Regions from separate parts of the Homo sapiens genome. Here region 2 is linked to region 1. A link is a loop called in an ENCODE intact Hi-C map of the cell type or tissue named here. Cell type or tissue: breast epithelium. All regions are shown on one strand. Each heading gives the region's core, and the rest is flanking DNA. Links, peaks and the distances in the headings are about the cores only. Region 1 overlaps HHAT (hedgehog acyltransferase). Region 2 overlaps RCOR3 (REST corepressor 3).

Region 1 (4,401 bases), core at 300-4,299:
CCTTGACCGAGGTGACAGAACTAGTAAGGACAGGATGTGACTCCGAGTCTGCTGGACTCCAAAGCTCATGCTCTATTCTCTAGACTACATCATTACATAACTCCCTTAAATGCTTTTTAAATGAATTAAAATATTGCTCTGCTTTTCCAACAACTTTATGTCAAAGTGACGTACAATTATTCAAACAAAACAATTTATTTCACTTATTTTCAGGGAATTAGTGTAATTTCATTTAGTTTTCAAGGTATCCACTGACCACAATATTTACATTTTAAAGACATGACAGTTTAAAGCTAATCACTGGTAAACTGTTACAGAAACCAACATCAAGTAAACTAGGACATGCTATTGGGAGATGACATGGTGTTGTCTCAGGTCTGCCACTCTCCTCTCTGGGCAAATCATTTAACCTAAGCTTTTATTTTTCTCATCAATAAAATGGAGATGACAAAAACAAGGCCTTCTCCGACTAATCTACTGAACCAACAAATGAGACAATAGATGTGGAAATGTTTTTAAACATTCAGGGGCTATGGAGACTCAGTGATGGTCATGCCTGTCTTGTGACACATTACTTGTCAGTATTAACTCCCTGAGGGCAGGGACTCCTCTATTCAGCTCTGTATCATATACATTTGTCAATGGTTGGCCCATAGTAGGTGCTCAATAAATACTCCTTGACCAAAGAGAATTTGGACTTTCAGGTACAATTCATTCTGAGAGGCTCTACAACAAGTCTAAATAGTCTGTAAGCGAAGTATTGATGAGAATAATCTAGACCATCCAAGAATCAAATATGAAGTTACAGAATAATCTGGGGAAAGGTCAAACGATAGGGGACACTCTGTTCAGTGTGATGCTGATAAAACTTGCCCGGGAACAGCTGACAAACTGTTTGCTACTCCTGCTGCTGGCACCTCCACCAGCCACTCAGTGGTCAGAGTACAACAGCCAAGAGATCACACTTTAAGCCCACACGGGTCAGATGGCATGACACAGATGCCACCACTCTGCAAACCCTCTCCCAGATGCTTGTCTCTCATTATGGAGGGAAGGGGTCCAGAAAAATGCTTCCCAGCACCAGAAAAACATTTCATGACACATTCCTCGGGGCCAACAGTTCCAGAGTATCCATCTAAGACTGGATAAATGGCACTTTTGAGGTGCATATATGACAAACTCACACAAGAACAGCCTGCATAGATTTCTTGAGGGCAGGTCCTGTCCCTACTTGTCATAAGGAAAATTCCTTTCTGCCTACATTATGCTGGAAAAGGGCCGAAGAGTCCCTTGTGGTCAAGGCTCCACTAGGAAGATGCTTTCACAGAGTGGGAGAGAATCACTCTCCACCTCACCTAACATCCTTCCCTCTCCTCTGAAGCACAGGCAAGAGACCTAGAACCCTTAGGCTGCTAAAGATTTTCTTAGATTCCAGAGATTCGGCCCCTCACCTTCCTATTTCACCATCCCAATAGCCAAGGACCACAGCCAAATTCCACTTATAACTCTAATTGAAGTCTTTACTCAAACCAGGAAAGGGGCTGGTCCAGTTTCTTGGTTCTACTGATAGGACTCTCACAACCAACAGCCTTGAGGAAGGAAGGCACCTAGGCCACATTTTAGTTGATCATGATTGAGCCAAAGGCAAATATTGGCAAATGATCTCGCTAAAAACTTTCGGAAAATTAAATCTGCTATCTAATAGAAAATGAAACACACAAAAAACATAACATATAAAACCAGTCCCTTGAATTTCCCTCTGGATCAATCCTATTAGAGTGAGTGACCACACAACTCAGGAGGAAATACATCTGTCTCAAATATACCACATCCCACTCTGTAGTAGGAACTCACTTGAGAAATCCTGGGGAACCTAAGATCTTAGCTCTCAGTTTTTTCATTAAAACCAGACTGCAAGAAGGGGACCTAATCCCAACTGCAACATAAATACAAGGAATCTTGGAAATATATTGCTATGACAATTACTGCTACCAATTAAGTCAGCCACCAACTAGACAAGTATTATTTGCAGATTTACATTATGATGACAATGTGTCATAAGATCTGAGCTACTGCCCCCATTACCAAGCCTCTGCAAGTCCATTTCCCTTAGTCTCCTAATGACAACCCTGTTCCCCACTCCCAGCTGAAGAACCTCGATTAAAATAATGCAGCAAGCAACCTTGCCTGACTGCCTCGCAATCACTCACTAATCACAACCCAGGCGCCACCTGTAGGATACCCACGATGTATATTTTAATTAACTTCTTAGCAAATCCTCTGTAGCCTGCAGCTAGCAAGTTTCCCAGAAATGGAATGCCTACTTGAACTTGTCATCTCTATTTCAACAGTAAGGCCATGCCCCTGATGATGCTTTCCAGAAGTCTGGTAGGTCAGCTCTCCTATGTAAATAGTCTCACAGGAAACTAGATCCCTCCCTGCAGTGGACATCAGGTGGGCAATCCTCCAAAATCCACAGAAGGATGCCTACAGGACTCGGCCAGAAACCAGGAACTGGGCATTTCTTCCTGAATGGCAGAGTCCCTCCCCTGTGGGCTTCTTACACACAAAAAGCAACTCTAGGGAAACAGTGGGAAGAAGGCAGAGAAGGGGAGAAGTCATATACAGGAAAACTAATTGGAGGCCAAATGCATCCTGTGACAACAAATGGGGCAACTCATTTTTCCCAAGTTTTTGTGGCTGTAGATCAGTTGCCTTTATATGGTTTGAGCACCTGTAAGTCGAGCTTCCCTGATTCCTTACCTCCTCCAAAGAGCTGCCCTCCAGCACCCTCCCTGCCTTAGAGCTGGTCAACAAGTTTGTTGTCACCTGTCTCTTCAGTCCTTTTGTGGTCCCATCCCCTGGTAAAGTCAGTAAAAACTCCCATTTAAGTTCTTCAGGGTCCTGGTCCCTGTGATCCATGTGAATGTAAGATATTGAATATTCAAACATATTTACAGTTACTCATGGCCATCATCCAGGCAGTCTATGGAGCCGTGGCATGTCAAGGAGGAGAAGTCCTGAGAAGTCATCTGGCCCAGTGACTCTCAAATGTTAATATGCATACACTGTTCATAGGAGATCTTGCTGAAAAGCAGATTCTGATTCCATGGGTTTTAGTTGGCAGCCAAGATCCTGAATTTCTAACAAGCTCCCAGGAGAAACTGATGTGGCTGTTCCTCAGATCTTACTTATGACACCAAGAATCTAATGCAAGGCTCTTGCTAAATACCAAAACACTGGCTGTGTTAAAGCAAAATATCAAATACAAAACAGTAAGGTATAGCAGTCCCTGGCCTCCGGAAGTTCAGTGGTATTTTGCCTGATATTAGAAGGGTCCAGAGAGTGTGCCCTATGGTACTAAAAAGCCAGCACCCAAGTCATGGAGGTTTGTAAGAGAGCTGCATAGGCTGGACTGAGGAATGAAGACTTGTTCTGCACTATTGCCAGTAAGGTGAGTGAGAGGAATTTCTAATAGAAGGTTGGAGCCAGGCTTATACACCATGCTAAAGAATAAAGCATTGTTTGCAAGCATGACAACCAGAGAATTTGTCTTAACTTTTACCCTGCAGGTAATTACAGTTTGTGGTTCTTAGCAGAAGACAAAGTATTCATCTTATTCATTAGGTAAGCAGTTGGACAGTATCAGAGAATTTGTTAGTATACCAAGAGAAAGTCTTTGAATGTCTGTACAGACAGGTGGATTAGAATAAAGATGACAGTAGGTCTGCATAGCAACACAAAACAAATGTTGTCTGTAGCTGTAATCGTCTGCAATCTCAGGACTCACAAAAAGGATAAGAAAACTTCTGCCTTTCTTCTTGGTCTAACAGGAAGAAAAAACCTATTCACCCACAGTGCTACAGAATACGCAAATTTTCACATGCTCCTCTATGAGCAAACACACTTATGGTTCAAAACCTTATTAAGAGGATTAGGATTTAAATGCAGTTAGCACATACCAGCTCTGTGATCTGGGACATATCAGTGTCTCTGATTCTCATTGATGATAATATCTAAATCCTTACTTAACAATATAATTACACAAGAATAAATAAGTTAATCCTAACAGGGATTTTTTTTTAACTAAAACAATGAATTTTGTTCTCAGCAATCCCTCATTCCTAGTGGTTGTCTGGCTGCTCACAAATTCAGAATCAAATCTAATGAGTCAAAACTTATTTTCCTCCATATTACAAAAAGAATACGCCATTCGCCCTACAAGGGCTGGGCCACAAGGCTTCCTTCCCTAAAGAAGAATATGTCATCAAGAGAGAATAGGAAGATGAAACAAAAAACCAATCCCTTGTGACACAGTGAACCATGGGAAGAAAAAGAAAGAGAAAGAAGAGGATGAAATTATTCAGTCCCATGTTCTAGCTTCCCCTGCCCTCAGGTCAC
Region 2 (4,401 bases), core at 109-4,108, 840 kb before region 1:
ATTCTCAAACTGGGGAAGGGGGTTCTACTGGTATCTGGTGGGTAGAGGCTGAGGATGCTGTTCAACATTCTAAATGCACAAAAAAGAATTATCTAACCTAAAATGTCAGTAGTGCTGATATTGAGCAATATTTCATGTGCACATGGAAACAATGTTTATTCTGCTGTTGGGTAGAATGATCCCACATTTCAACTAGGTAAAGGTGTGTTATTCAAGTCATAGGCTGCAATCAAGCTGTTAGCTGGGTTCTGGTCATCTCAAGACCCAACTGGGGAAGGATCCATTTTCAAGTGCACATGGATGTTGGCAGGATTCAGTTCCTGGCAGGTTGTTGAACTGAAGGCCTGAGTTCTTTGCTGGCTGTTAGCAAAAGGCTGGCTTCAGCTCTTTGTCACATTAGAGGTTCCTTAATTCTGCTGGCTTTTGTCATAAATGTATCCCCATCTGCTGGTAGCTCCTCCTCTGGCTTCCTAGCACTGCTAAGGGTTATTTTGGTTTTTCTATTTCTTGTCATTTCAGTAAGACTGGCAGGGGGAGATTATGGGTAAGAAAAGTAAAAGACTATGTCCAGTCTGTCATCTTGAACTGAAATTAATCTCTCATTTTTGCACTGCACTTTAATTTTTTTAAAAAAATGAGCTGAGATTGCGCCATTGCACTCCAGCCTGGGTGACAGAACGAGACTCTGTCCAAAAAAAAAAAAAAAAGTCACAATACATTTCCCTTATTAAGAAGGGTATGGTATAAGTAGACATGTAAAAACCTCTAACATACATTGGGCAGGTACTATATGCCCCAGTTTATATATTCCTCCCCAAATGAGGAAAATGAGGCTCACAGAGATTAAGTAACTTGCTTAGTGGAGTTGGAAAACTCATTGTGTTAAAGGTTGGTGGGCAATTATTTTGCAAATATAGGCCACAAGCCCTCAATGATTCTGATTATTTTCAAACTCTTTTGGAAAAGATGAAGAGGCAGGATATCAACAAAATGGTCTTTGGATTAAAGGCCTCTTCAAGCCAAATCCTGTCAAATAAGAAAGCTGTTCCAGGTAGTAAACTAGACAGATCCCTCAAGAGATACCTTGTGTTGTGGTATTATTCAGCATCTTCTTAGTTATTGGTAACTGTACCTTACAAATAAGATTAAATTGTACAGAATAAAAATTTCACCTTTCTTAAAATAGTCCAAGGGAAGGAAACATATGAAGCATTCTGTGACATCAACTTTGACCTCATTTACATTGTGAAGACTGTTCTTAGATCTCTCCACTTCACATCACCAGCATTTTTTCCTTAGAGACCCTGCTCACCCAGATTCCTGCTTTAGGATTCTAAAGTTTAGATTACTGCATTGTAAAGACTGTTCCGTTTATTAATAAACAATTGTCTACTTTAAACCAAGTAATGACAATTGGCAAACATCTCAACCCAATATTAACTTCTGATCTTCACTGTTTCTCCCTTAGCTATATAGACTTAGGAGAGCAAAAAAGGGCAGATAAAGCCACATGGCCCTTTAGACACAAACTCACACATCTAGGAGCATTCCTTGTCATGTTTAATTCTCAAACTCCATTGTCACTAATATACTGCTGCAGAACATTCCTTCCCTAAGGCAGTTATGATAAAGAAGTTGTGGGGAGTTACACATGACCTACTCTTTCCTAGGTGAAAACAGTTCAGGTACTACCATAAATCAGATGTCAAAAGTTTCTTGTAGGCATTTTCTAATATGGAATGGTTTCTCAAACTTGATTCTTGGGTTCTTTCCGTATTCATTTATTCTGTTATTTTCTTATAAACGATGTAATCTATAATGAATGGCTAAATTTAAAAACACTTTTTTTCTTGTGTGTCCTCTAATAAGAATGTATTTGTCATTTATTTTGGGCATGCACAAAGAGAAAGATAGATTCTTCTTAGAGTTCGAAGTCAGATTACTATTCTTTTTGAGGAGATCCTGACACCCCAGTGTTAACTAGTTAGCAGTTATTAATGTTCATAAATAACCTTTTGATAACAGGAGGGAACATAAAATTAATACAACATACTTAATAACTAAACTAGGTACTTTAACCCAAGTACAGTCATGCACCACACAATATTTCGGTCAGTGACTGCAAATACACTGATGTTCTTTAAAATTATAACATCAGCAGGAAGCAGTGGCTCATACCTGTAATCCCAGCACTTTGGGAGGCCAAGACAGGTGGATCACCTGAGACCAGGACTTCAAGATCAGCCCGACCAACACGGTGGAACCCCATCTCTACTAAAAAATACAAAACTTAGCCAGGTGTGGTGGCGGGCGCCTGTAATCCCAGACACTCAGGAGGCTGAGACAGGAGAACTGCTTGAGCCTGGGAGGCAAAGGTTGCTGAGCCAAGATCCCGCCACTGCACTCCAGCCTGTGCGACAGAGTGAGAACCTGTCTCAAAAAATAAATATATAAAATATTGTATTTTTACTATACCTTTTCTATGTTTAGATACACAGATATTACCACTGTGTTATAACTGCCTATGATATTCAGTACAGTATATTACTGTACAGCATAGGACTGTTGCCTAGGAGCAAAGGCTATACCATATAGCCTAGGTGTGTAGTAGACTTTGCCACCAATGTTGGTACAAGTACAATCTGATTCACAGCACAAAAGAATCACCTAACAGCACCTTTCTCAGACCATATCCCCGTTGTTAAGGGCATGACTGTACTTGCAATTTTTAATATTCTTAAAAATGATAGTCACGTTCTTGGCTTGCTCTCTACATCTATTCCTAAAAAGAATGTAGGCCTACATTAAGACAAAATTTTATATTATTTCACCTTTATTTTATATTCTATTTTACTCAATTGCAAGCTTATTAAGAACATAAAAAGTTTGATCATAACTTACTCTTACCTCATCCATATTACACTAGAATTAAATCATATAGAAAAACATTGTTTCCATTAGTTTTATAAGATGTATCCACAGTGTGGTTTATTTTTAGTTATGTAATTTTAAAAAACCACTTTGGTGTAGATTTCTCAAAAATGATAACCCTGAAATTAATGAAAATTGTCATTAAAAGATTTCTAGTTTTGCTTTTATAAAAATCATTATTTCGAATTTCACAGTGAAGAGGTACTAAATTCCTCATAGAACATGAAATTATATAAAAATAGAAGACATAGACATCTTTAAATCTTTAATCCTTTGATTAAGCAGCAAGCATATCACTCTTCCAGGCCAAACACTGCTTAAACAAAAAAGAAAAATAATGACGTGCAAAATATTTACAAAATATGCAAAGCACACAATAAAGACATCTCACTATATACATGTGTCATATTACTAATGAAGCTAAAGTTTTTCTACTGTGTGCTCTAATGCATGTAAATCAAATTACAGCACATCCCTCAGATACAGCACCTTGGCCCATGTCTGGGATAGAAGAGATTTTTTAATGAATCACAATATACTGAACAGCTGGACAGATGCTGGTGCTGACCAACTTGACTGACATATCCCACATACTGTGTACTGAAGGTCTACTGACAAGAGACAAGACAATAAACGCTGTAAAGGTATAGTATGCACATACGTAAGACAATCTAAGTGCTTTAAAAAATGTTTTAGATATTTTAAGATATTTAACTGTCCCCTGTGGCTTTTAAGGAAAAAATAAGTATAAATTCTTGAATATTAAGAATTTTAAATCAGCTAAATTCAGGGCCAAGAACTATTTAAGATGATTCAATGAGAAAGAAAAGGACCTAACCTGGAAAAAGAGTTTCAAATATGCCAGTACGTAGGGTATTTATGGAAATACACAGTCTAAAATTAAAAATTAAAACTAATCAATGAATTTAAATCTATAGCACTTTAAGGCTGTGGAGCCAACAATAGGGAATACTTTGGGAACACATGATCTTTCAAAACATAAATTAGGGCCTTAGATGTTGACTATTTTGTGAAGTATTCTACACGTGATAAGAATGTGAATGTGCAAACATGTAGCCTATGTCCACTAGTATAGCAATCTAAGTGATCTGTCTGTCCCTTTGCACAAATAATGATTCCAATATGAAATCACTGTATCAAAAATATTAATTACACATTGTTGAAATACTATCACTTGTAAAATATTCTTTGTTAAGTACTTAATGATTATGGGTTGAATTAAGAAGACTTGATGTCTTTTTGTTTTTCTATAAAAAGGGGTCTCAGCATTTTTAGTTAACAGCACAACTGTGACAATATACTGATACATCTTTAGATAACACAGAACAAATTCTTATTTTATGAAATAATGTTGATGATTTAACCCTACACCAATCCCACGAATACAGGTTGGCTGCAAGGAATACACAAATGTATCCAAATAGTACAATAGATTTATCAATAAAACAC

What was found. Peaks named below come from ENCODE experiments on the same cell type or tissue, not always from the same donor. Only the 100,000 strongest peaks of a DNase experiment are listed, where the experiment ranks them.
Region 2: a loop joins it to region 1, with 23 times the contacts of the local background. A loop is called at or near these places in 1 of 110 quality-filtered maps.

Annotation. Positions count from the first base shown.
Region 1 is chr1:210,475,549-210,479,949 of GRCh38, reverse strand. The region is part of intron 8 of HHAT (hedgehog acyltransferase); the gene reads right to left. Among named protein-coding and RNA genes, the nearest start is that of HHAT, 150 kb to the right of the region's middle. In breast epithelium, for the core only: no CTCF peak of the experiment used is centred there; a DNase peak (open chromatin) is centred at 2,436; H3K27ac peaks cover 347 bases.
Region 2 is chr1:211,314,800-211,319,200 of GRCh38, reverse strand. It overlaps RCOR3 (REST corepressor 3), which reads right to left. Exons shown (of 12, transcript NM_001136223.3): 12 at 2,816-4,401. Among named protein-coding and RNA genes, the nearest start is that of TRAF5, 9.8 kb to the left of the region's middle. In breast epithelium, for the core only: no CTCF peak of the experiment used is centred there; no DNase peak of the experiment used is centred there.